Regions from separate parts of the Homo sapiens genome. Here region 2 is linked to region 1. The links are chromatin loops, found by intact Hi-C in ENCODE. Cell type or tissue: heart right ventricle. All regions are shown on one strand. Links, peaks and the distances in the headings refer to the core of each region. The heading gives the core; the rest is flanking DNA. Region 1 overlaps CTNNA1 (catenin alpha 1). Region 2 overlaps SIL1 (SIL1 nucleotide exchange factor).

The links. Peaks named below come from ENCODE experiments on the same cell type or tissue, not always from the same donor. Only the 100,000 strongest peaks of a DNase experiment are listed, where the experiment ranks them.
Region 2: a loop joins it to region 1, with 8 times the contacts of the local background. A loop is called at or near these places in 3 of 110 quality-filtered maps.

The regions. Positions count from the first base shown.
Region 1 is chr5:138,924,764-138,935,445 of GRCh38, reverse strand. CTNNA1 (catenin alpha 1) reads right to left here. Exons shown (of 18, transcript NM_001903.5): 13 at 10,039-10,190; 14 at 6,090-6,200; 15 at 4,792-4,973; 16 at 4,511-4,616; 17 at 2,734-2,868; 18 at 412-1,644. The coding sequence ends at 1,357. Among named protein-coding and RNA genes, the nearest start is that of LRRTM2, 55 kb to the right of the region's middle. In heart right ventricle, for the core only: no CTCF peak of the experiment used is centred there; a DNase peak (open chromatin) is centred at 7,355; H3K27ac peaks cover 3,088 bases.
Region 2 is chr5:139,122,646-139,133,785 of GRCh38, reverse strand. It overlaps SIL1 (SIL1 nucleotide exchange factor), which reads left to right. Exons shown (of 10, transcript NM_022464.5): 2 at 5,933-6,047. The coding sequence starts at 5,943. Among named protein-coding and RNA genes, the nearest start is that of SIL1, 70 kb to the left of the region's middle. In heart right ventricle, for the core only: no CTCF peak of the experiment used is centred there; DNase peaks (open chromatin) are centred at 2,164 and 6,797; H3K4me3 peaks cover 791 bases; H3K27ac peaks cover 5,891 bases.

The DNA.
Region 1 (10,682 bases), core at 2,683-10,682:
AGGATCATGGGGTTAAGGATGGTTTTCATCTCGAAGGCCACTATCAATCAATCATCATAGCTTGGTATGTATGTGTGACGGGAAGGATGCAGAAGGGATATGCTGACAGAAGGACGCAGGAGAGGGGTCAGCTATAATGAAGACAGGGATGCCTCCGAGGTTGACATGAACCTCAAGGAATGGACATGTGAATTCCCAAGGTGGGGGTGCAGGGTGGGGCACTCAATAGGACAACGGGCATGGCCCTCCCTGATGGGTTGGCACGAGCCGTGCAGCCTAGAGCCACAGACAGTTTCCCTCCCGGGCATCCCCATCCTGGAAGAGACGGACACCGGGAGGGCCCAGAGCACCACAGATACTGCGGGCAAATCTATGACTTGAAGGCAGAGAAGACGACTTTGGGCTCTTGGATGTCGTGGTTTCATAGTGGACTTTATTGGGAAAAGTTAGTTAGTGTAAAAAACATTCAAATTAATTCATAAAATTTAAATAAGGTGATAGTAAATTATACCTTGTAGTTAATAGTAATCAATCAATCAATCACTACAGTAATCACAAATAAGGTAAAGTCTAAATTACTGCCTTAGCAAACACTATGTTGTCAGGTTTTTCTGCTGCAAGCCCAAGGCGGGAAACACTGCAGTTATTAGAAGTGAGCCCAATGATGAATTTGCATTTGAAGCTGGGAGAAAGAGGAAAAAAAGTGTGTTCTGATTATGGCATCGAGACACTGTAGCCTAAAAAAGCAACTTTATTAATGTCCTGCAGCAGCGTACATTAGTAATTATAACAATGCATTAAAATTTTCATTTCATGTCATAGAGAATCAGTTTTCTTCATGATACATTATGTTTTACTGAGTGAGTTTGTCCCTCCAGAGACCTTTCTGGGAACATGCCTTCTCCAGGGACTGCTTCCTAAGATGCCCAGGTTGCTTACCACAGGTCATCTTTGGTCATTTAAAAGCAGTCAAGCTGTCTGGACTGCACCCTCTCAACTGAAGTTGAGCCAAATTCCCTTCTCTCAAACCCTAACGCCGCCATCACTAAGAGAATGGGCATCTCGGCTTGGTCAGAGCATTACTAACAAGCTAATGTGGGATTCTCTTTGGTTATGAATTTTTATTTTTATTTAAGCATACAAAAAATACAGCTAGAAGTAGGCTCCTGCATTCTAAAAGCATTTTTAATCAACTTAAACTATGTTCTTGGAAAATTCACCACCTGGACTGGTTCAGTCTGCCCATTTCCCTGTGGAATCTAGTATCAGTGTTGTATTTAGCAAATTCATTTGAGTGACGAACAGTGACTGATATTCAGGAGCCCCGAGGGGTGGGGGCGGCCGGCCTGGGCAGACTTAGATGCTGTCCATAGCTTTGAACTCGCTGAGGGCCTGCACCGGGTTCACGTGCTTCTTCTGAGATGCCCGTTTAATCTTGGTCTGTGTCTCATCCTGTTTCTCTCTCTTCACCAATGGCTTTTTCTCTGGTGCCTTCATCTTCCATGACACAGCAGGAAGGTTGAGGGAAGCCATACCCTGTGACTTTTGGTATTTGGTAGAGGCGACGTAGGATGCCTTCACTGTCTGCACCACAGCATTCATCAAGTTCTTGGCTGCCTGGATCAGGGACATGGCGCTGTCCACCTACGAGGCAGACAGGGGTGGTAAGAAGCACCGGCCTGACCTCCAGCCTCGTGGACACAGGTGGGCTGTGCTTGAAGGGGAGCCCCCTACTCCTCTGCAAGACCAGGGCCTGGGCAGGTCGCAGAGGATTGGGCAGCAGCCTGTTCCTGAAGAACACCCTCAACGGCTGCTCTTATCTAAATAGCCTGGAAGCGCCTGCCCTCAGACCCTTTGGAGAAGACATGAGGCAACCTCGCCTTGCTCACCCCCACCCCTCAGCAAGTGTTTATTCACTCAAACCAACTGGAAGTCACTGTAAGTGATCCCAGAGCTGTAAGCACGTGGGGGAGGAGAAGCAGGAATCGAGACAGGGATGTTTATGGCAAAGCAGATGAGCAAATGGTCTCAATATGTTCAATATAAGAAGTGTTTCTTTTAAAGGAAATTCAGTGGGATTAAGAGAAGCCATGGAGGCTCGGTGGACCCCAATCCACTCAGCAAACCTCTTCTTTCCCCTGCCCTAGGTGAGAAAGGCCTCAGAACTGTGATGTGGTAAAAAGAAAGAGACGCTACCCAAGCACTCTGAGGAGTGAAGGGCTTTTGAGAAAACACCCTATCTATGTCTACTCTTAATTCCTCTCTGGGGGAAGAAAAGGAAGTTTTGTTTTGTTTTGTTGTTTCGTTTTGTTTTGAGACAGTCTTGTTCTGTTGCCCAGACGGGAGTGCAGTGGTGCCATCTCGGCTCACTGCAACCTCCATCTCCCAGGCTCAAGTAATTATTGTGTCTCAGCCTCCCAAGTAGCTGGGACTTACAGGTACCTGCCACCACGCCCGGTCCCAAGGAAGATTTTTAAAAATTCCTACCCAGTGAGTGGCCAGCAAAGGGGAGGAGGCCAGCCTTTCAGCCCTTGCAGTGCCCCGCAGGTGTCACAGTTCTACAGGGAACAGATGATGGACAGACCTTGGTCTCCAGAGACTGGGACAGGACTTGGAGTTTCTGCACAGCACACTTTCCCAGGGCAGGTGTTTATGCGGATAGGAGGTGACTTTCATTTCTGACAAGGGTCAGCACGTTCCCACTGGCCCTCTTTTTGTTCAGCTAATGCTTACCCCAGAGACAACAAGCTCCCCGCCGAGATTCTGCACCTCGGCCTTGACCTTGCTGCAGATGTTCAGCTGGTGGCAGTAGAGGGCGATGCGTTGCAGGTAGGCCAGCAGGTCCTGCTTGCAAGCCGAGTCGGGGCACTGAAGAGAGAGCAGGCTTAACACCAAGTATCCTGGCCTGGCCCAAGCACCCCCGACCCCACGGCTGTTTCTGAAAGGTTCAGTGTGGCACTCACATGCTTCCTCTCCTCTTGCTGGAGCAAAATCACCCAATTACCTGAGGCAGTCACAGCCCTTGCCTACACTCTGCTTGGGGATGGAGGCGGGTGAGCTGATGGAAGTCGTCCATGGGACCCTGACTGCGCCGCATGGCACTGGTTGTATAGCCAAGGCCTTCTGAGCCTCCCACTGACTTCCCTCCTATGACGGCGGGGAAACCACCCTGGCCAAGGATCCCCTCACCCCAAACGGCAGGGTGGAGGCCCATGCCCCTCGAGGTGAGAACAAGCCGGCTCAGCAAGCAGGAGCCTGGCTATGGAGAAAAGTCCAGATGTTTTTAGCTAAGTAAACAAATAGTTAACTCTTCTGCTCTGAGGCACTTTGCGTTATTAATGCCTGATGACAAAAGCCACTCACTGCAGGCTGAGGTGGAAGACAAGTGAGTAAAGTAAAGCAAGAAAAAAAGCAGTTGGGGATGGTCAAAGAGAAAAGGGTGGCCCCTGCCCAGTTCCTGTCTCGCTCCACATCTCAGAGTTTTAGAGGCTCCCAGATTAGGACCAGCCTAGAAAGCTTTACCCAAAGGGAGAAACACAGAGCACCTCTCAAGTGTTTATAGCAAGCAAACATTTTCTTCCAGTGAGGCTGGAGCAAAGTACACCACAGAGAGTGGTATGAACTGAGACCCCGCAGACCATACTGGAGATGAGCTGTATTCTAAGTAGTCATGGAAGCAGGGCAGAGCCATGTGATCTGCATTTTCAGATGACAGTATTGACAGCTGGATGCAGAAGGAAGTGGAGAGAGGAAAGAACAGGAAATCGGGAGCGGCCACAGTAGTCCAAGTGGCTATGGAGATCTGCAGAAAGGACAAGACTGGTTTGTGTCAAGATACATTTGGCCAATGGAAGCAATAGGCCCTATTACCGATTGTGTGGGAGTCAAGGATGCCTTTACAATCTTTGGCTTGTGTAAGGAGGCTTGTGTCTCACACATCCTGTGGCCTAGATGAGGCTGAGAGTTTGGCTATTTCAGGGAAAATGGTGGGGAGGCTTGTTAACTACAGAGAAAAACTGTAACTGAGAAAGAGCTTCTCTTGATCAGGCTTAAAACACCAAATGAAATGTATTGTACAATTTCCAGGCGGTAGGAACCGTATTTTTGTACCTATCAGTGTGAGGGAATAGGGGGATGAAGACGGGGTGGCTGAGAAACACAGTGCTGAGGATGAAGAAACCTGGGCCCATCTAGGCACACCAGCCTTCCACAGCACTGGCCACATGGCTTCTGGCTGCTCTCGGCCCCTGCCCAGAGGGGGAGAGAGGGAACTGAGACATAAGAGACAATAGCAGAGGTTAATTTTGGCTACCAAGCGATGGAAGATTCCAGGACATACACATCCGCTCTAGAGAATCCTTACAAATCTATGCTGGGATTAATAAGAACCATTTTTAGAGATGAGTGGCAAAAGTGCTGTGGCCCATGAAACTTACCCTGAATGGACCAGGCTGGGCTGCCTGAGCCCCAGGAGGAGCTTGGAGACCCACCTGGCAAGTCTGTCACTTACATGGTCTGCAATGGTGCGGCCAAGCTTGTCCATCCTGGATCCTGCCTCAGCAATTTTCTTGGCAGCACTGATGACATCCGATGTATTTTTGAGTGGTCCTTTACCTCTGAGAAGAGGGAAGAGAACAAGGATTATTGTATGTGAAGCCCCTCACAGTTGGAGTAGAAAAAGAAGATTGTCCACAAAGCCCCATGGCCTGGGCTGTCTGAGCCGCTGCGCAGGTGACCTGTGGGGAAGAAAGTAGCCCCTGTGCAGCCTGGTGGGGCCGGGGTGCTGCTCACCGGGTAAAGTCTGTCATCTCCATCATAATCATGCACATCTGCTTGGCCAGCACAATGATGTCATTGCCACTGTCGTCCCATTTGGACACTTCAGCATCCAGCTTGCTCTTTTCTTCCTGGAAGCTGGCCACCTGTTCCGCAATCTTCGCTTTTTGCTCCTGGGGAAGCTGAGCCATGATCGCCTGTGATCAGAAGCACAAAGAGCTCTTACATAAAAAGAATATGAAGTTCTCAGAGTGCATTAGCCAAGAATATTTCCAACAGGCAATCTGTGGCATAGGTAGGATAATGCTTTAATAGGTTTCATTTCGCCTGAAGGGCTATTTCTCTCATTTTTTGCAGAAACTTATGGCAGCCTGAATTTCCGACCCACTTTTGAGCACAAGTTTTAGTGTGGAAGGAAACAGCGAGGGGTGGAAGGCTAATGTGGAAGCTTTGGAATCACACCTGTGCAGGGACAGAACCTGCTTAATTCTTATTAATATAAGACAAGAAATGAGAGAAGGGGTTGATGAAAGTGTGGAGCCCTTTCCCTGGTGGGCCCTGATGGACATTTCCAACTATTCAAGATGAACTGAAAGTGGCTTTAGAATGTACACCTGAAGAAAGAGGGCTGAGAGATACCGCTGGCACTCAGGCCATACTTGAGCAACACCTGGAGGCCTGCTGCCCACCTCCAGCCCACAGACCTACGGCTGGGGAGCTCCTCCCTCTCAGCTTCCCTAAGTGCTCATGACTGAGCAGGACATAAGGCAGGGATGTGCTCGCTGTTCACGACAGATTTCCAAGGAGTGAAATCAAAGACTCCTTAGAAATATTTCTTGGCATCCTCCCCAAAACATAAATGCTATTGATTGAAGATTTAATGACTCAAATGAATGCAATGGCTCTGACTGGCTTTCTTGAATGTACCACTGTTATTTTTTAAACCCATGAATAATTAAATAGTTCATACCCATAGTATCGAGATGGACAAAGGCAGCAATCTTTTTCAAATTTCACGATCCTTTCAACAAACACTGCATTGACTAAATCTTAGCCCTTCCCTGACCCAGGGCTCTATCATAAACTAAAGCTCAGGGCACTGCAGAGGAGGCCCAGGACCTGGTCTGCCTCTAGCTGAGGAGGCTACATTTGACTAGCAGGTGCCACAACTTAGTTTAACTTCAGTCTACTGCCAGAGAGACAGAGAGAGAGAAACGGTGTTCTGAATACTGAGGGTGTTTTCCTGGAAACAAGAAAGGGGACAGGGAAAGTCGGCAGCACAAGCTGAACTGCCCCACGGAGCGCTTCCTTACCCGGGCACTCTGGCCAGCTATCAGCTGATCGTCTTCTGTCTGGACGCTCGTCCTGCTTCTGACATCAAAATCTTCTGTCTCAAAGTCAGAGTCATCCAACTCCTCAGGGGTCTGCCACCCAGACAAAGATCACAGGTCAGACACATCTCTGGGCCACCAGCCCCCAGCCACCCTGAGCCTCTTGGCCAGGTGCACGGAGGCCCAGAATTCTGGATTTTAATGTGCAGTGTTCTGAACAGTATGGTGAATAAAGTCAAAATCACTCAGCATTTGTCTCGAGCCTCTGCTTCACTGGTGCACACGCTGGGCTGCCTGGCCCACAGCAGGCCTGGGCTGGTTTCACTGTGTGTGGGGCTCAATTGCTATCACTGAGTCAATTCACTATTTCTTTGTAAGACATGATTGTTTTTTTTTTTCCTTTGAGACAGAGTCTCGCTCTGTCACCCAGGCTGGAGTGCAGTGGCGTGATCTTGGAATCAATGCAACCTCCGCCTCCCGGGTTCAAGAGATTCACCTGCCTCAGCCTCCCAAGTGGCTGGGATTAGAGGCAACATGCCACCATGCCCGGCTAATTTTTGTATTTTTAGTAGAGACGGGGTTTCACCATGTTGGTCAGGCTGGTCTTGAACTCCTGACCTCAGGTGATCTGCCTGCCCTGGCCTCCCAAAGTGCTGAGATTACAGGCGTGAGCCACTTGTGCCCAGTGACATAAGGTTTTTACTTCCTAATTTACTTCCCCAACACCGGCATTTTAAGACAAAGATGAGAACTGTCCTGGGTAGAAAAGGTACTGACTTAAAAATAGAGGTGTTTTGTATAGTATTAAGCGGATTTGTATAACTTTCCTACTTTATGACAAAAAGAAAATTAAATAACTGGGCCTTCTGTTAGGGTACCAAGGCTGCTTGGAGGAGTAAAAATAGGCAATGTATTTTAAAGTATTCTTTTGACTTTCATCAAAAGAAAAGAGGGGAGAATATGGCAGGTGAGGGCTGAGTAAATACCCAAGGGACTGATTACTGGTCCTAGCTCTTTGCTTTAATTATGAAATAAAATTCTTATTTTGTACCAACTACCAGCCTCTCATGATTAGCTACTGACTTGAAACATAATGTTGTCCTCTGGCAGTTATCAGTAAGGGGGCAGCAGGCAGAACAGCTGGGGTTGGCGCTCAGCCCAGCCGGCTGGCCTGTGACAGGAGGGCAGTGAGGCGAGTCTCTCGTCTGTGTACCAGGACATAGTCCAAGCCCAGCCCAAGGACTTGCAGTGAGGTTCAAACAAGAAGATATGCAAGAAACATTCTGGAACCACCAAGAACGTGCTGTGCAAAGGCTGGGCCTGTCCCTTGATGAGGTGAGAACAGTGGACGCTCACGCAGGGGACCAGACAGCATGTCGGTGTGAGGTCCTGGAGGCCGATGGACTCGGTGGCACAAAACACAATGCCAGCACTGACAGTTTTAACGCTGCAGTCACACATGCCTTCGGGACTGGCATGCAATCAATCAGTTAAGGGGCTTTTCAAAGGACCACCTCCTAACATCATCTCTACCTCCCCAGCACCCCATCGCAGACCCAAGAACCGTTCTTGCCAAGAAAACCGAGTACTCTCATTCATTCATTCATTCATTCATTCATTCATTCATTATCTCTCTGCCAAGCACTGTTCTGGGCCCTAAAGATACAAAGTGACAAACAGACAAAAATTCCTCTCGCATATTCTAATGGAAGAAATGACAACAAAGTAAGCAAATGAATTATATGACACATCAAAAGTGACCAGTGCTATGAAGAAAGCAGTGATGAATAAAGGGAGATTTTAATTCTATATGGGTGTTTGGAAAAGTCTCACGAGAAGGTGCTCTCAAGGAGGGGGAAGGGGGGGCGGGTGGCAGCATAGAGGCCGTGGGGAAGGGGCATTGGCCCAGGGAACTGCGTGAATAGCAAGGAGGCCACAGAAGGGGGGCTTAGCTCACTGCCCCCATGTCACCGGCTTGCCTGGAACCCCATGAGTACAAGAGGAGATCAGCAGGAAATAAGGTTGGAGAAGTGACAGGTTCCAGTCCCAGAAGGCCTCGTAGGCCAGCATAAAGAATGAGTGACGTGGCGGCCTGTGGAGACGCTGGCACAGAGGATAACATGATCTGATTGAAGCTTACAGAAATCGCTCTGGCTGCCCTGTGGCTCATGAGACTGTAGGCACCCAGGATGGGAACAGGGAACCAGCTGAGTGGCACCTGCATGAACCCGGGTGAGAGGTGCTGGTGGCTTAGACGAGGGTGAGAACATGTTCAGGTTCTCTACTGTGAACGGAGAGCCAAAAGAATTCACAGATAAAGCAGATGTGAGGTATGGGACAAAAGGGAAATAAAAGATTCGAGGTCTGGGCCCGAGCAAGGGAAGACGGAGTCACTATCAACTAACATGTGCTGCCTGGGTGGAGCAAGTGAGAGGGAGGAGGCAAGGTGCGCAGACAGGTGTGGAACTTAGGAGAGTCGGCCTCTAGACAGGACTCTGAAGAGGTCAAGGACTTCCCAGCAGGCCACACCCGTGTTTCACAGGCTGAGGAGATGGGGAGAAACCAGCCAAGGAGACTGAGAAGGGGTGTGGGTCAAGAGACTTTTTTTTTCCCCCTAAAAATGGGAGAAATCATCATAGGCTTGGGGAAAGGTACAGGAGGCAGGGGGTGAAGAAGCTGGGATCCTAGTACAAAGACGTGCAAGGGATGGCCTTGGCCAGAAGCACCGAGAGCAATGCCCATGGTGCTAGGAGGAAGGTAGAGCACACAGACATGGGATGCAGAGGGGTGGACGCACTAACTGCCTCAGTATCCTCAACGAAATCGGCAAGTGGGCCAAACAGGACAGGGGCACAGGTGTGGGTGGGTGGGTGGACGCCTGTTGCAGGGCAGCAAGGGCGCACAAATGGCCGCGGCTTCTGCGGCTCCATCAGCGTGGCTGTGGCCATCTGCACTGTGCTCAGGAGAGCAGGATCTTGCCAGGACTGCACCTTGCAAGGCAGGTGTGAGGAAACAGCAGGGCAGAGGAGTGAGTATATTCAACTATGGACTCAAAGCTAACAAAGGACTGAACCAAGGACACAAGGGGCTGAGTGACACATGGGGAGGACCAACTGACTGAAGACCCCACAGTAGACTCAAAGGCTCGCTGGGAGTTGCAGGACTCGAGGGCGCAACCTGAACAATAGATCTAGGCTGCTGGGGATGACAAAGACAATGGCAGGCAGTGACAAAAGCTGAGGTACAGCTATGGCCGTGAGGTTGAGGTGGAGGAGGACAAGACATCAAGAAACTGAGAGGCCCAGGGGCTGGATGATTCTTGAATGAAGACAGGAATAGTTGTCAGAGAGCAGGACGGTATGCCGGGAGCTCAATCACAGATGCCATAGAGGCCCCTTTCTCCTCTGCCCCTGCGACAGAGGCCCTCCAGGCACTCTGGCTATGGGGAAAGGGGCTCGGCACTTGGCCATGAGCCTAGGAGCATCACCTGGGGCCGCTCCTCCCCCCAACACCCTGGGGTTCCATCATCCCGTCTGCCTGCAGCCCCTCCGAAGAGAGGGGCACTTCATGTGAACAATAACTTGAATCCGCATTATGAAAATACTTCCTTCTCTGATACTAGCTTGAGAACCATTATTTTCTATAATTTCCTGCCTAACTCAAACTGAAGCCTCATGTTGTAGAGACTGTTTATCCTAAATTAAATCGTCAACTCAGGCTAGCTCCCCTTCTTGGCCCAAGTTTGGGCTCTAACTTGCAACTAACAGTCATTTTAGACAACGTAATTAAATATATCTCATTCTAACAGCTTTTAGATTCATGGTTTTAATATACTGCCACCGCATCTGCCGAGTTCTAGAATGACGCATTGCTCAAGTTTAGCAAATGATAAGAAAGAAGCTGTTAAGACGTCTGAAATGCAGTTACTCACCCTTATCATCAGCACTGCTTTCCTGATGTCCCGGATGCCATCATATACCAGGCGGGAAGCATCGATAAACTCATTCTCATCCATGGGCTGGGCAGGGTCCGAGCTGAGGGCTTCCACGGCTGCTTCTACTTGCTCAGTAAAACGTGGCATGACTGTGGAGAAAGAGGCACAGTAGATACCCTGGTCAGCAGGCAGCATCATTCCCCTGGCCCTCCCTGAATCACTCAGCTAGACAGAAAGAGGTGAGGCTTATGATGAGCCTCTGCTTCTACCTGTGTGAAGGGTATTTACAGTTGAAATAAATTAAATGCAGTATTTTACGACTCAAATCATCTTTTTCTCTGCAACAGAGATTGGATGGTTGAGAACTTGAAGTGAGACTAACTTGAAGCCTTGCTTAAGAATGGGACCTACCTTAATTTAGTCTTTACTCACTAATAGGAGATTTAACTCAGAAATTCATCTTAAATCGTGTGTTTAGAATTAGTCCCGTGATTACTCATGAGATACAGATGAAGAAAATATGCTTGTGAGGCCTGAATTTGGCTATGACCAGCTTCTCAGGAGCCCGATGTGCCATGAGACCAAATCTGAGTTCCCAACTCCTCCTTCCTCACCACAGGGCTGGGCTAATGGGGTGGCCT
Region 2 (11,140 bases), core at 1,901-9,900, 200 kb before region 1:
GAAAACAAATACATGAACATACAGTGTAGGTTAATAACATGAGCATTTTATAAGATGGAATTCCAAGGGCTCCATGGCAGGCTACTGAGTTGGCTTTGCTTGTCCAGGACACTTAGAACCTTTTCCAGTTCTTTCTGTGCTCTGGTCCTGAAACTCAGCTACTGCCCATGGGTCCTGCCAGGTGTGTCAGAAGCTGCCAGAGACCCAGCAATACTGCTCCCTCTCCCTTTATTGGCTTCTTGCCATCCTCATCCCATTCTTTTGTTTTCCATTCTGGAGAAAAGACATTAAGAAGAGACGTCTTGTTTACACAGGGCCCAATCCCCACCCCCAGTCTTGTCTGAATTGTGTGGAAGACATGAGGCACTGAGAGAGGTGGGGGCCGAGTGGCCTCCTCCCACCTGCTCCCCAAACATCTGCTCTGGGCTGCAGTAAGCTGGCAATACAGATTGGTGAGTGCATCCAACCTCTATTTAAGCAGAGGTACAGCCTACAAATGGACACTTTTGATAGAAAAATGGGCATCTCAAGTACCTTATTGTCTCTTCTGTCCCAAAGCCCAAGGATACTTAAGGAAAGAGTTACCGGTGAGACACTGAAATAGTTTCCCCTTTCCTGGACAGAGTGATGGTATTTTATGTCAGAAGAGGGCCATAAATGTAAAGATGTAGGTCTGTCCTCCATTGAAAGCCAAGGATGATGAGAAGGATTTTTTTTTTTTTGCAGGGTATGCAGGGGCCATTGATCAGGTGAACCCAGAGTTTATGGGTGGCAAGTGGTTTGGGAATGGCACTATCATCAGGCCAGGTGTGCCAAACTGTGCCTCAATGGGATGCCATGACTTTGGCTTTACTTATGCCAGGGACCGCAGCTGGCTTTTGCCACTGCTGCTGCCTCTGTCCCTGCTTGTGATGGTGGGCCATCCTGGCAAAGCATAGCTGTGTGCCACTTCCCTTTCCCCCTTTCCCTTCTCCCTCAGCTTTAGCATAAAGCCCAGGGCAAACTATGCCTGCCACTTCTTGAGTAAGGACCAAGACCAGGTGACGTGGCTGCAGGCCAGGCCTTAAAAGGACGGAGAACACTGTTTTCCGTGCCTGCATGCTGTAGTTTGTACTTGCTCTTGCTCTCTGGATGCCCCTGTGAAGCCTGAGAAACTATCTCACACCTTTCTCCCAGCCTCACCTAGGTCTCTCCTCAGTCCTCTCAATCTCCCCATCCCTCTCCCACTGCCCACCTCAGCTCCATGTTCTTGTCCTCTCTTTCTCTCTCTCATTCTCTCTCCCTGTTTTGTGGAAAAATATATAGAGGCAATAACTGGGTCAGCTGTGCAGTCCATGTGGAATTATTGAGGGAAGATGAAGGATCCACTTGTGAATCCACCTCTCATCCTTAGTATTGGCAGAAAATGTTTCTGACAGTGTTAGCGTGTGTGCAGGAGACAGAGATGGCTGGGAGCCCTGTGGGAGCTACCATTTCTCTCACCCTCCACTCCTCTTCCCACTCCAAGGAGTGGGGGAAGCTGCTGTGTGTGCATCAGCTGCCCCTGACCTCTTCTTCCTCAGTCCCTTCTGGGCCTCCCCCTTCTGCTCATTTGTCTTCTTTGCCCTTGACTATTTCCTTCTCATTTAGCTCTTCCTCCTCTTCTTTTTCCCCAGCACCAGTTTCGTTGTTGATCCCTAGCTGTAAGAAGGAAGCTCATAACTGTGTGTCTGTATGTGTGTGTCTGTGTGTGTGTGTGTATACACATGAGTATCTCATGGAAGGGGAGGGATATCTGTGGCTTTGGGTTAATCTTTGTTTTGTTGTATGTTGTCCTGATAATGCTGTGAGTCCCCCACTTCTATTCTTTATTCTTTTTCTCCCCACAGCCAAGGCTGCAGCGTTAACAGAAGTATAGAGCAGTATAGGCAGCTCTAGGGTTGTGCCCTCTCAGGAACCATCTCCCTAGGCCTCCCTAGCCTTCTCCCTCCTGTTGTGGTGACGCCTTGCCCTTGTTCATCCTCACCCAGCCTGGCCCCTCTCCTGCTCACACCCAGGGATGGCCAGTCACCTATCCAGAGCCTGGTGTGGTGCTGTGAACTCAATCCCTGTCTTTCAGTGTGATTGGTGCCCCAGGGAGCCAGGTTGCTGGGGGAAGCTCTCGTGGCACTCAGCCGTTCCATTTTGTCGGCAAAAAAAGAGGGGGGGAGCTGGCAGAAAGCTAAGGCTTTTGCTGCTGGGTGAGTGTAGCAGCTATTTTTAGTACCCGAGCCTTTGCTTTTCCATTTGGCTGTGCTTTTTTGCACAGTGGCGGTCCAGCAGGGCTGTTTTCCTTCATGGCTGCAGATGTCCTTAGGGAAAGTTTCTTCCGACCCCTGAGAAGATGTGGGCAGGGCAGAGGGGTAATGACTTCTGAGAGTGGGTTCAGGCACGCTTTGGGTCCCACTGCAATCATGCCACAGGTCCAATTTGTTAAGGTGAAGCAGGGAGGAATGTGGCAGGAGTGGGATAGAGAAAAAGTAAACACCGCATTCTTCAGAGGTGCTGCCCTGTAATTAACTCACTTAAGCCTCAATTGAGTAAACTGCCTAATGAGGTATACTGGGGCTGAGGGATAAATATTAAAACCTCTTATAAGGGTCTGGGCTAATACTGACACATCCTGAATTTTCATAAGGTTTTCTTGTTTGTTTTGCTTGTTTTATTTTGTTTTTCTTTCCTAGATCATTTGCTAATTTGGATTAAGTTTTCTTGACGTCTATCCTAGTTTACTAGAATATTTTCACTATTCCAAATAGAAACTCTTTACCTATTAAGGAGTAACTCTCCATTTCCCCTTTTCCTTAACCCGGTAACTGCTTTTCTACTTTCTATCTAAATGAATTTGTCTGTTCTAAATATTTCATATAATTAGAATCATACAATATCTGAGCTTTTGTGTCTGACTTATTTCACTTGGGATAATGTTTTCAAGCTTCCATGTTGCAGCATGTATCAGAATTTCATTCCTTTTATGGCTGAATAATATTCCATTGTATGTATATACCACATTTTGAAAATCCATCTTTTGATGGCACTTGGATTGTTTCCACCTTTTGGGTATCGTGAATAATGCTGCAATGAACATTGATGTACATATATCTGTTTGAGTCCCTGTTTTCAATTCTTTGGGGGATATGCCTAGGAGTGGAATTGCCGGGACATATGTTAATTCTATATTTAGCTTTCTGAGGAGCCACCAAGCTATTCCCAAGTGGCTGCACTGTTTTATATCTACACCAGCAATGTACGAGGGTTCCAGTTAATCCACATCTTCACCAACACTTGTTATTTTACTTAAAAAAAAAATTACAGCCATCATTGTGGGTGTGAAGTGGTGTATCATTGTGGTTTTGATTTGCATTTCCCTCATGGTTAATGATGTTGAGAACCTTTTCGTGTCCCTATTGGCCATTTGTATATCTTCTTTGGAGAAATGTTTATTCAAGTCCTTTGCCCATTTTAATTTTTTTTATTTTTTTTAGTGGCAGAATCTCACTCTGTTGCCCAGGCCGGAGCACAGTGGCATTATCATAGCTCACTGAGGTCTCAAACTCCTGGGCTCAAGAGATCTTCTCACCCGAGCCTCCTAAGTAGCTGGGACTGTAGGTGCACACCACCACACCTGGCTAATTTAAAAAATTTTTAATTTGTTTTTTTAGAGAAGAGGTCTAGCCATGTTGCTCAGGCTGTTCTTGAACTCCTGCCTTTGCCCATTTTTAAATTGGGATACTTGTCTTTTTATTGTTGAGATTTAGGAATTCTCAACACATTCTGGACAATATACCCATAACAGAGATGTGATTTACAAATATTTTCTCCCATTCTGTCTTTTCACTATTTGATAATATCCTTTGAGACCCAAAAGCTTTTTAATTTTGATGAAGTCCAATATATCTATTTTTCTTTTGTTGCCTATGCTTTTGGTGTCATATTTAAGAAACCAGTGCTAAATCCAAGGTCGTTAAGATTACATCTATGTTTCCTTCTAAGTTTTATGCTTTTAGCTCTTAAATGTAGGTCTTTGATTCATTTCTAGTTAGTTTTTATAAATGATATAAGGTAAGGGTCCAACTGTACTCTTATTATTATTTTTGAGACGGAGTCTCGCTCTGTTGCCCAGGCTGGAATGCAGTGGCGTGATCTCGGCTCACTGCAAGCTCTGCCTCCTGGGTGCACGCCATACTCCGGCTTCAGTCTCCTGAGTAGCTGGGACTACAGGCACCCGCCACCATGCTCAGCTAATTTTTTGTGTTTTTAGTAGAGATGGGGTTTCACTGTGTTAGCCAGGATGATCTTGATCTCCTGACCTTGTGATCTGCCCGCCTTGGCTGGGATTACAGGCGTGAGCCACCACACCTGGCCCCAACTTCACTCTTACACTTGTGGATATCCAGTTGTCCCAGTACCATTTGTTAAAGAGACTGTCCTTTCTCATTGAATGGTCTTGGTACCATTGTCAAAAATTGGCCATATATGAGATTATTTCTGGACTCTCAATTTTATTCCATTGGTCTGTCTGTCCATCCTTATGCCAGTATCACCCTTTGATTACTGTAGCTTTGTAGTAAGTTTTGAAATCAGGAAGAGTGAGTCCTCTAACTTTCTTCTTTTACTTTCTTAGATGGGTACTCACTCTGTTGCCCAGGTTGTAGTGCAGTGGTGCGATCTCAGCTCACCGCAACCTTTGCCTCCCAGGCTTACGCGATCCTCCCACCTCAGCCTCCTAGGTAGCTGGGACTACAGGCATGTGCCACCACACCCAGCAAATTTTTGTATTTTTGGTAGAGATGGGGTTGTGCCATGTTGACCAGGCTGGTCTTGAACTCCTGAGCTCAGGCACTCCACCCATTGGCCTTGCAAAGTGCTGGAACTATAGGTGTGAGCCACCAGACCCGACCCTTTCTTCATTTTTAAGATTGTTTTGGCTATTCTGGGTCCCCCGAAATGTCATATGAGTTTTAGGGATGAGTTTCTCCATTGGGATTTTAACAGAGATTGCTCTGAATCTGTATGTTGCTTTGGGTAGTACTGTTGTTAACAGTATGAAGTCTCTAATTCATGAACATGGGATGTCCTTCCATCCTTATATTCTTTTAATTTTTTTTTTTTTTTTGGAGGGATGGGGTCTCATTCTGTCACCCAGGCTGGACTGTAGTAGTGCAGTCATGGATCACTACAGCCTCATCCTCTGGGGCTTAAGTGGTCTTCCTGCCTCAGCCTTCCACATAGTTGGGACTACAGGCTCACACCACCATGCCTAGCTAATTTTTTTGTTTTTTTAATTTTTTGTGGAGACAGGGTCTCACTGTGTTGTTCAGGCTGGTCGTGAACTTCTGGCCTCAAGTGATCCTCCCACCTTTGCCTGTCCTTTTAATAGCTACTGGGGCTTGTACTTTTATTTGTTTGACTGTTTGAAAGCTGATGTGAGAGGTTTTGTGACTTGGGAATATCGAACTTTGCTGTCTTAGAGGATATTGATGCCATCTGTCTTCAGGTAGGATAATGGGTGTGTTTTAGAAGTGGGTGGTTATAAAGGCTTATGTGGATTTGTGCCCATGTTTGTTCACATGCAGATCAGTTGGTTAGTTTCCCTCTCTCCTTATAGTCAAGACCACCCGCCACAACCTGATAACAAGTTCTAATGAAGAAGGAAGGGACTAGGGCTGTAATAGCTTATGCAGGAGTCCTGATCGACTGTATGGTTCTACCCAGGGCATATCTCTTGTTGGATGGCTGGACCCACCATGGTAGATGGAGGCTTCAGAATTATCTAGAAGTGGTAGAAGACTCGTTATACCTCTATGCAGGAAATGTCTGACATGTGAGCAAGTGACGACATGGGAATCACAGTGCGGGGGAACCAAGCATTAGCTTTTCATTGACCTTCTGTTGTCTATGCTTGCACCTGCAGGTCCCTGACTATGGCTCCCCAGAGCCTGCCTTCATCTAGGATGGCTCCTCTGGGCATGCTGCTTGGGCTGCTGATGGCCGCCTGCTTCACCTTCTGCCTCAGTCATCAGAACCTGGTAAATATCTTTATTGTAAATGGGAGGGACCCTTGATGAGGTCTTGAGAAGGCCTCCCTGTCACCAGGGCTGTTGTGGGAGTAGGGTGTGGGCTTCTATGTTTCTTTCTTATGTGAGTGTGGCTGGCAGTGGATCATGGAGTAGGTAGACTTCTTCCTCCCCATCCCTGTGTCTTCTGGCCTCTGTTTAAAGCTTATGACACAGTTTCCCTTTGGGGAAAATATGATGATGATGATAAATTCATAATTATAATCTTCCATTTACCAAACCTTGTAGTGAGTGCTTTATATGTATTCTCATTTAATCCTCCCAACAACACTATGAAGTAGGCAGCTACAGTTTTTATTCTCCTTTTGAGGAGAAGACTAAGACTCAGAGACATTAAGTAACTTGGCCAAAATCACACAGCCAGTTTGTGAGAGCTGTGAATGTCAGGATTCTTCCCAAAAGCTGAGTGCCTGTGTGGTGGGCATCAGTTCCAAGTAAGACTCTTTTTCTTCCTCTACTCCTCTCTCCCTTGTACTTTCTCAGTTCATCTCCATCTCTGTATCCTCCTTCCTTTTGTCTGTAGCTCCCTGTTCTTTCTGGGCCACACTTCATTAACCTAGAGCTTACTGCTCAGGGCTTCTGCCATTGCCACTGGCAGGAGGAGAATGCCCAGAAAGGCCCTGAGCTTGGCCTGGCTGCAGCACACTACGGTTCCTGGCCCTGTTTACTTGGCTTGTCCCAGCAACAGCCTGCCCTTGACCAGCTCCTAATGCCCTCCCTCTCCTCTCCCTTGATAAGCTCCCACTGTCAGTTATTTGACAGTTTCACCCTCCCCTGGCCACCTTCCCCAACCCCCAGGGCTCCCACTAAATGTTGGATAAAGCGCTGGAAGCTCTGGAGCGGGAGGTCCTTGAAGTGCAAATGACAATTGTGATGAATTTAATAACAATCCAGCTTAGCTGTGGTTCACCTCTGGCTCATGGCAAGCTTCCACCTTCTCTCTGAAATCATTTGTTTCCTCTCTGCCTTTCCCCCCACTTCGTGGAGCAGGGGAAAACATACAGTTAGGAGTCACGAGTCCTTTTGAGTTTTTAATGCCCTCTGAGATCCTGTTGGTGCTGTTTATTTGCCTCTTCTTCAAGGACAGTAAGAATGGGATCCCAGGGGCCCCTGAGAATGGGACTGGCTACAGCGTGAGGTTGGGGCTGTCTCTGGCATGGGTTGGCGGTGGAATGGCCCAGAAAAGAACCTTCAGGGCCCAGGGCTGTGTCCCCTCCCCAACTTGTACCTCATGAGGATGCCATGCTCCCCATCGTGAGCTTTAGCAGATGCACAATTAACAAAGGCATGCTGATGAATTTACTTAAGGACCGAGTTAGGAAGTCCCTTTTGGATAATAGTCCAACCAAATAGATGAGCTTTCAGAGCATAATTATTCTGGCCCATTTATATTAGCTCTATTGAGTCTAGTCTCAGAAAAATGTTAATACTGACTTTCATCAACAGAAGCTGCTTTTATCCTTATGTCTGTTCCTAAGCTGTATCCATTTGTCATAATCTTTCATCATGTGCTAAGCACAAGTAGGAGTTGAAGCATCTTTTCTCTCATACCATAAAAATTGCTGCCCTGATGTCATTTAAAATCTAAATTATGCAGCCAGCCACCTTCACAACAGTGAAAATGGGGTGGAGGTGGTTATGATCCTTTCTTCAGAGCCTGGAGTCCAGGTAAGTGCTCCTGATGACCTAGAATTGTCCTCCCCAAAGGCATTGGGGCAGGTTAATGCCCACCCAGGAAAGGCCGGCTGTGTGTATCACAGTATGATCTGGAGCCAGCTTTCCTTCCTGGCTCCTGCTGTGGTACTTCCCCGGGATGCCACATCTCAGGAGGCGTGTAGATGCTGAAGGGCTGTGGTTGTGTGTTACTGGCCTTGAAAAAGGTGGTAAACAATGAGGCGGGTACAGTAGTGGAGCCTTGTGGAAGGCGCACAGGCCCTTCGTAAGATCCCTTTTGCCTCCCACTTTGGCAATTTGACCCTTTCTGAGCTTTGTTTCCTAATCTGTAAAACAGGGTTGGTACCTCCCTCTTAAGGTTTTAGTGTAGATTAAATATGATTATATATAAAGCACCTGGCATTGAAACTGGCACAATATGGCCAATAAATGGTTAATGAATGTCAGCTGTTGTTTTTTAGTATGGGGATGCTGCTTCTATGGTTTAATTTGGGCTGTGTCAAGCAGGCTTCTGTCCCAAAACGTTGCCCTGGCAGTCTGTCTCTGTTACAGTGTCTGTCAACCCACCATTAGAGATTCATTTATTCTCTTGGATCTTGAAGGCTTTGGTTTTTAAGAATCTCTTATTCGGATACAAGCGCAAGGAAGTGTGACATGGTAAGCTGTTGTCAGCTAACACCTTAGCTAGGATTTCTTGCCAGTCACTTGAGAGGAAATTGGTATTTGGAATGATGGTGATAGGGAGAAGAGAGCACTGATGATCCAGCGTGGAAGGCAGCCCTGAGAAGCCAGCTGGGAAGGCACCAGAGCACGGGGTTTACTTCACAGCTGACCAAGGGCTGGCCTGCCTCTCTCTCTCTCCTGTTCAGGACACTGCCTAGGCAGAGTGAGGCTAGTTGTGCTTGTTCTTTTACTGGGACTATGGTTTCTTACCTGGCCCATGGAAGTCTTTGCCGAGGAAGGGCATGTGCTGGTAGATATGCTAAGGTGATCTCAGTATCCCGCGTCATTCCCTCAGCTCTCAGGGCACAACTTATTAGGACATCTGACCAAGAAAGAATCATAGCAGTGAGTCAAAACTTGTGTATGGGCTTTGGAGCCAGGCAGGTCTGGACTTCAATCTCTGCTCTGCTTTTCTGAGCAGTGTGATTTTGAAAAGCCCCATATCTGTCCTCCTATGGGACTAATATGATGTGCTTCACAGATGACACTTGGATGAATTGAGGAATGGAAGGCACCTTGCCCCAGTGCCTGACATATGATCAGGGCTTAATAAATGGTAGCTGCTGTTATCATTACAACCTCATCCTCTTGATGCTGCTTTTTCTCAAAACCTTTTCTGGAACTCTGCTTTTGAACTCACTGTCCAGCCTGTGGTTTGTTCATATCATTGAACCTCTCTCAAGGCTTCTGAGCCCTTGGCCTTTGAGGATAGCTAGGTGTGTTTTGGGCAAAGCATCTAAAGACTTTTATAGCCAGGGCTCGTAAACAGGGTAAGCATAGATAGGGGAGAACCAATTTTGTGTCAATCTCCACTAAAAACTGAGGTGTACTTTAAAATATACTTTTAAATGTACAGGTTTTGTGTTTGTGTCTTAAAATCTGATTCAAAGATGATACCAAAAGGAGGTGCAAAAAACATTTTGAACAGTGACAGGATTGTTGCAAAAGAGTCTGGCCTCCTTAGGACTTGAAGCATGTAGCTCGGTGGTTCATCAGTCTCGTTCTAACCCTCCTTCTTGAATCCACTCTATTAATCTTGTTAATGAAATCTAGAAAAAGAGGCTTTCCGAACCCTTAGTAGTTAAAATGAACATCAGCCTACCTGGATTTTGGAGGATTTCCTGTGCTACCTTCTTATCACCATCTCCCTTACCCCTTTCTGCTTCTCTTGATGAGAATTTTGCTGCTTGCTTACAGCCTGCCAGAAATTACCCGGCTAATAGGTAAACTGAAACAAGGATTGAGGCTGGGTGTGGTGGCTCATGCCTGTAATCCCAGCACTTTGGGAGGCAGAGGAGGGAGGATTGCTTAAGTCCAGGAGTTCAAGACCAGCCTGGGAAACACAGGGAGACCTTGTCTCTACTAAAAATTAAAAGAAAAAAAGAAGGTTGCAAATTGATGCTTAGATATTTTAGTTTGGCCTTCTTAGTGTTCTAAAAATAAGAACATTTCACATAAAAATCTGGATTTCTGTTTTCAAGTTGAATGCCTGCGTGACAGTGGTAGACCAGCGGAGTAGCAGCTGCTTCCCTTAGTCAAGGCAAGAGGGCTCCAGTTTCTGCAGTCCCACCACTCCCTATTGTTTACACCTGGTCCACTGATTTCCCTGCATCCCTGCCTGGCCCCTGGGGCATTTCATTGACACACCTCCAAGGTAAATTTTATTAACTTTCTCCTGGTCCTGCAGTCTAATGCTTCTGACCAGGGCTGATCCTAGTGTATGTAGGCTCTGGGTACTTAGCAGACAGGGTGGTCTTTGTTCTGGAATGTGAGGCAAGTACCTGGAGCAGACTCAGGTGCTTTGGGCTTTCCTCAGTCTAAGGCACCCAGAAGACACACCTGCCTATGGGAAGGGGCATTCATTCATCTGTTTTTTCAGCAGCTTCAAACTAAGCCCTGTGCTAGGCATGGGGGTGATGAAGGAGACTGACATGGTGCCTGCCCTCTGGAAACTCAGCTGTTGGAAGTTCTTGATGTCCATGTCCTCAGAATGGAGGATGCCTCCTGCCAGTCAGTCTTCTCTGTAGTCTCATAAGCACACCTATTCTTCTATTCCTAGTTTTCTTTTGAGCTCAGATTTGTGCAAACTTTAAGTTGAAGGGATAGGAGGGGTTTGAGGCACCAGGCTGCGCAGGTGACCTGCTTGAATGATGCCATATTGTATAGTCACTCCTGGATGTCACAACACAGCCTGGAATCTATGACTGCCTTCATAAGTAATAGTAGCAGCCACCATGTACCCAAAGCCAGTGGTTTACAATGTAGTACCTCATCTAACTATGAGCTAGATGTTGTTATTATTTTCATGTTGAAAATGTGGAAACTGAAGCTTAGGAGGTTAAATAACTTTCCCGAGACACAAGAAACTGGGATTTGAGTTATTCCAGCATCTTAAGCACTATGCTGGAGTCAGTGCCTCTCATAACTATGCATATTACATCTCCCAGGTGTGGTTAGATTTGAGAGCTTCTTCTTGCCAAGATATTTTCCTTATTGGTCCTTAGTAAGGCCTGAAATTCTGCCATCTAAATTTCATGCCTTTATTTCTTGTTAAAATGTAAAAATTCTTGGAGGGGCTCTACATTGGCATCACCAGCACCTTAACATTTTAACTTTTCCTCGACAACTAAAGATCAGACATTGAGGGA